Regions from separate parts of the Homo sapiens genome. Here region 1 is linked to region 2. Evidence: read pairs that join two places in POLR2A ChIA-PET (ENCODE). Cell type or tissue: PC-9. All regions are shown on one strand. Links, peaks and the distances in the headings refer to the core of each region. The heading gives the core; the rest is flanking DNA. Region 1 holds the start of SMARCA1 (SNF2 related chromatin remodeling ATPase 1). Region 2 overlaps ENOX2 (ecto-NOX disulfide-thiol exchanger 2).

Region 1 (2,767 bases), core at 1-2,500, 1.3 Mb after region 2:
GCGCCCCACACTCAGGCAACAGTTGGTCGTGCGGGGCCGGCCCGGGCTCTGGGTGGGGAAGGGGAGTCTCGCGATCGTTGAGGGGGGGGGGGTGGAGGAAGGGGGGAGAGTGACGGGGGGAGGCCATGACGTAGGGTGGGTGGACGGAAGTGGGGCAGGGTTGAGGGTTATTTAAAGAAGGGGGGGCCTGAGCGAAGGGGTTGGAAGCGGAGTGATTCCCCACCCCTGCTCCATCTAGCTCTTTCCAGTGCAGCCACTGCCGCCGCCCAGGAGCCCTCGTCCCCTGCCTTGTCCCCCTACTCGTTCCCGCTCCCACGGCATGGAGCAGGACACTGCCGCAGTGGCAGCCACCGTGGCAGCCGCGGATGCGACCGCCACTATCGTGGTCATAGAGGACGAGCAGCCCGGGCCGTCCACCTCTCAGGAGGAGGGAGCGGCCGCCGCGGCCACCGAAGCCACCGCGGCCACGGAGAAGGGCGAGAAGAAGAAGGAGGTAAATAGGAAGGGGGTGTGTGTGTGGTGGACAAATCCTGTGCCTGGCCCCTCTGAGGGGCCCAAACCCTGACCTTTCGGCGCCGACAGGTACCCGCGGAGCTTTGCGGGGCTAGGGGCGGCGGGTGCGGGGGTCGGCGGCGGAACCGCCTGGCGTTCGCTCCCCTCCCCCTTTCCTTCTCGCCGCCTGGAGGACGGGGGCGGGGCTGGGCGCGGGCGGGAGCGGCGCGGGGTGGAGGGGTGCCCGCTCTCCCGGGGCCTGGGGGCTCGGGAGCCCCTCGACAGCCCCCGACCCCCTCCACCTTCCCGGAACTCGGGTAACGGGGTGGGGGATGGGGCTGTGCAGGAAAAAGCCTCCGCCTCTCCCTCTCCTCTCGCTCGCTCCCTCTCCCCCCGCCTTCCCGTCGGCCTCTGCCTGGGAAATCTGGGCCCTTCAATCCCACACTCGCGCTAAAGGGGTTTTGCTGGGGCTTTTTTTGTAATTTGAATTTCAAGGTGCTGGTGGTTGCTGGGTGGAGGGTGACAGGGAAGACATTTCTTTCTTTCATTGGCAATGTCGGTCTTTTGGATGGCAGGAAAAAAACCATCCCTTGTTCGTTTGAACCCCGCCTGCCGAGGTGGGGGTGTCACCCCGAGGAAAGGAGCTCTCTGCGTCGTACCCCCCCGCCCCCCCAAACTGAGGAACCGTGGACGCTGGCTTAGGAAAATTTCCAACATCTGCACCCTCACCCTCTTCTGCCCCGCCCCCGACGGTATAGGGTTTCACTCCAGGGCCACCCCAATGGTCCCTCAATCCGGCCCCAAGCTTTCCAGGCTTCCGCCTCCCTCTCCTAGTGGGCGCTGCTGGCTCCTGGACACACACAGGTTTTTTTTTTTTTTCTCCTTTAATTTTTAAAAAACTCAGCGTCGCCAAGATGAGCTGCTTCTAACGTAAGGGAACTGCTCTGACACATATTAAAGCCAATCCAGAAAATATGTATTATCTCCATAAGGCACATTTCGTGTGGCCCGAGACATGCAAATAAAACTATAAAACGTTGAAAAATTGACATAAAAATAGGATGGGGCATAAGCATTTTTGATGTATGATAAAATTGCATAACTAATGGTTTATGTGTGGATTTTTTCCTATTTACGAGTAGTCATATCGCAATTTTAAAAAGGTGGGTAATTATGCTTTAGAGATCTCAAGTGGCTTTGTCTGAATCATTATATGATACTATACGACCAAATGAAAAGCTTTTGAGGAAAATGAACACCTTTCGCCTTAAATGAGAAGAGTAATTTTAAATTTAGCAGTTGCTTCTGTGACATATTTTACTATTACAAGGTTGACTAAACAGAAGGACAATTGTAGTGCTAAATGAAAACCGTAGAAAACATACACATTGTAAGATCTACGCGGTACTTGGATTAGTAAGACAATATTGTTGGTTAAAAGTGGGTGTAATACCAAGCATCAATATAAATCAAATGTTGTGAAATTCGGAAATGTCTGTGTGCCTTTTATTCCCTGGACTGGGCAAATGTGAGTGCCAAACTGCCTTTTGTATGGCAGGAGAGGTTGTCGAATTTCCAGATTGTATAAATTTTTGAATTTTGTATAAAATTTTGTATTGTGAAAAAACGGGAGACCAATAAAAAAGCTATATAATATAAACACTGAGTTGATGCCTACATATTTGTCAACTCTTGCCTCATTAGAAATTGCCCTACCAGTACTTCATTTGTCCACCCAGGACAGGGAAATGAGGTGCTGTATGTCAGGAACTTCCTGGATATCCATTTTTATTTTTAATTTTTCCTTAAAAAATGAAATACATTACATACTACCTTGACACTTTAAATTGCATACTAAAAGTGCAGATTAACCTCTTCTTCATGGCCATCAGTTAGTGTACTTTGACAGTGACACAAAGGCACCTGAAATCCCGCAGGTTGTTCCCTCTCAATTAAGTAACCACCTACCAGACTCTTGCAGTGTTGTGTTGATTTTTAAAAATAATTTTTCCAGCCGGGCGCGGTGGCTCGCGCCTGTAATCCTAGCACTTTGGGAGGCCGAGGCGGGTAGATCACTTGAGGTCAGGAGTTCGAAACCAGCCTGGCCAATATGGTGAAACCCCGTCTCTACTAAAAATACCAAAAAAAAAAAATTAGCCAAGTGTGGTGGCAGGCACCTGTAATCCCAGCTACTTGGGAGGCTGAGGCAGGAGAATCGCTTGAACCCGGAAGGCTCAGGTTGCAGTGAGCCGAGATCCCACCACTGCACTCCAAC
Region 2 (2,806 bases), core at 229-2,728:
CCATAGGCCAAATAAACTTCTTTTCTTTATAAATTACCCAGTTTGTGTTATTCTGGTATAGCAACAGAAAATGTACTAGAGATAGCTGCTCAGCAGAGAATGAGTTAAAGATGGGCAAGAGTGGAAGCATGACACAGCCAGTTAGGAGGCTATTTACTTACTGCAGGAGCCTAGATAAGAGAACATGGTGACTTGGATGATGTTAGCAATGGTGATGAAAAATGTACAGATTCAAGATGTATTTTAGAATTATAATCAAAAGATAAGATTTAACCGATGGTTGGAATATATGGAATGTTGAAAGAGTAGGAGCCAAGGCCAACTTCCAGTAGAAAGACAGAAATGATGATGCAGAAGAAGAAAGAGGAACATCTGCAGTCTAAGCAGCAAGAAAGGATGGGATTTAGCGACACTTGTTCCATTTTAACAACACAGAATATAGATAGAGACATAGACAGGTTTGCAGATTTGGTGGTAGGAAGATGAAAGAGCTACTTCTTCTGATACCTTTTTCTTCTCCATGAAGTATGAGGCATATCATTAGTTAATGGCAGGAAGTGGAGTGGAGTGGGGGAAAATATAGGAGGATTGAAGATAACAATGAAGATATTGTCACTTTAAAGAGTGGGAAAGCAAGTTTAATACAGAAGTAGCATTGTTGAGCAGAGATGAGTGCTCAGTTGAGGCTTGTGATCATGAATGCTTTAAATGAACGTGAAGCCCATTTGCTCAGCTATGTGCATTTTTCCCCATTCAAGTTTAGTAGCTCAGGTGCAGGTCCAGAAAGGCAATTTAATTGAATTCAACTCACATTTTGTTACATGAGTGCATCAGGGAGAATATAATATGATATAATAGAATGAGCACATGACTAGGGGTCAGAAGGCCTGGGCTGTGATGCAAGCTCAGCTAATTACAAGCCATGTGACCTTAGGCAAGTTGCTTAATATTGCTCTGCCTCTCTTTTCTCATTAGGAACATAAGAAGATTGGACTAAATAATCTTTAAGGTTCTTCTTAACTCTAAAACTCTGTGATTATTTTCTTTTTCCTCTTGTGACAATTCTTGATCTCAACCAATTTCTCATTAATAAAATGTTTTTGTTAAATATGTAGACTCTGAAGCCAGACTGCTGAAATTTGAATTCTAGCTCCACCAGTTCTAAGCTGTGCAATCTTGAGTAAGTCATTTCACCTTTTAATGCCAGAGTTGCTTCATCATTGCCATGGGCGTCATAGTAGCATATACCTTAAGAGGGTTATTGTAAGGATTGAATGAGTCAATGTGTGTAAAGCTCCTAGAACAGTTTCTGGCATGTACTGTACCCTCAAAAAATGTTAGCCATTATTGTTACCCAAAGTTCTGTATCATTTCTTGGGCCAGAAAATGTCTGAAAGTTTGGAATTCCTTATGCTTACAGGCATGCATACCCCTAACACCCTATTTAGAGCACCTCATTTTGCTTCAGGGTGATAGTGTGGCATAGAAAATGTATTTTGGAACCAGACGAACCTTGGTTTGAATCCTGAGTCTGCCATTTACTTAGCTGTGAGACCTAGGGTAAATAAATTAGCCAGTTGATATTCAAATTCCCCTTCTACAAAATAAGTAAGCAGTAATATTTATCTGATAGTTTGTGGATAAAATTAAATGAGATAGTGCATGTAAAATACCTGACCATATAGGGCTTGGCATGTAATGGGCATTTAATAACAGCAGTTATTGCTGTTATAGTATCCTGCCCTAATATATGACTTCTTATGCCAGCTATTGAGGAATAGGTGACTTTTGTTCTTATTGCTTCTTATTCTCATGGAGCACCGAAGAGCAACAAGTAGCCCATCAGAGAGAAAGATCTGAAAGTAGGAGCAGGATCAGCCAGTACATTGAAGATGGGGTGAGGCTAGAAGGGCTAAATAAAGAAGTGCACATTTGTTATATGTTACAATAAACACTAAAAACACATAGATTACTTTTAACAGTGAAATCTTCCTTTTGAGTTGAATGCCATGCCAGTGATAGTGGGTTAATAGAACCAGAGACAATCATAAGGCTGATCTACTCAGTTCTCAGTCTAGGAAGGTCACCATTGCCTTTCACTTCTAGACAAAGACGCCATTCACGGCTTAATTCTACTGATCCCAGGACGTTGGCCATTCCTGGGAAATCTTTGAGCTCCTTGATGAAAAGGCATCATATGAGGCTGAAAAATGTAATATAATTTCATTTATAACTGACCCTCAGAACTCCTTTGGGAGCAGCACCTATTTTGCTTCCTGGATTTGAAAACTTCCTACTGAGTTGTATTGATTATTATTTTATTTTACAGAAAGGAAATATGGGGGAGAGCCCCTCATTTAAATGATTTTGTGTAACAATCAAAATGGATCATATAGGGCTAAAAAAGAGCTCAATGAATATAGATGTTTTAATCCCAATGTTACTTTCCGTATGGTATTAATTACAAACATAAATTAGACCAGAAGTTTTTGTTTTCCTATCAATTTCATTTAAGAAAAATATTAGATTTAATTATCCTAGCTAAAATCTTAGTCTTTCTTGTTAAATGTATTTCATCTTATTAGCCTGTTAATTTCTTCTGTTAAGCTGACTGACTAATATTAATGCAAAGTTTTATCAACTGAAAACGGAAAGTAAACTTGTATTGTACCCCTAATTTCCCCTTGTATGTGCTAGTTAAGTAATTTGAACCCAGAAGCTAAATTACCTTTACTAGAGACCACAAAGCAGATTAGTTAGTATGAATTATGGGCTTGCTTTCTGCCTCAGATATTTGCTCATATCT

Evidence for each region. ChIA-PET counts read pairs that join two places held together with the same protein. Peaks named below come from ENCODE experiments on the same cell type or tissue, not always from the same donor. Only the 100,000 strongest peaks of a DNase experiment are listed, where the experiment ranks them.
Region 1: POLR2A ChIA-PET joins it to region 2 with 16 read pairs; 1 of 35 experiments calls an interaction of 5 or more read pairs at or near these places.

The regions. Positions count from the first base shown.
Region 1 is chrX:129,520,923-129,523,689 of GRCh38, reverse strand. It overlaps SMARCA1 (SNF2 related chromatin remodeling ATPase 1), which reads left to right and starts at 200. Exons shown (of 25, transcript NM_001282874.2): 1 at 200-493. The coding sequence starts at 320. In PC-9, for the core only: a CTCF peak has its summit at 1,429; a DNase peak (open chromatin) is centred at 1,289; H3K4me3 peaks cover 2,500 bases; H3K27ac peaks cover 755 bases.
Region 2 is chrX:130,828,155-130,830,960 of GRCh38, reverse strand. All of the region lies in intron 2 of ENOX2 (ecto-NOX disulfide-thiol exchanger 2), which reads left to right. The region is part of intron 1 of LOC124905217 (a long non-coding RNA gene); the gene reads right to left. Among named protein-coding and RNA genes, the nearest start is that of ENOX2-AS1, 27 kb to the right of the region's middle. In PC-9, for the core only: no CTCF peak of the experiment used is centred there; a DNase peak (open chromatin) is centred at 1,220; H3K27ac peaks cover 1,429 bases.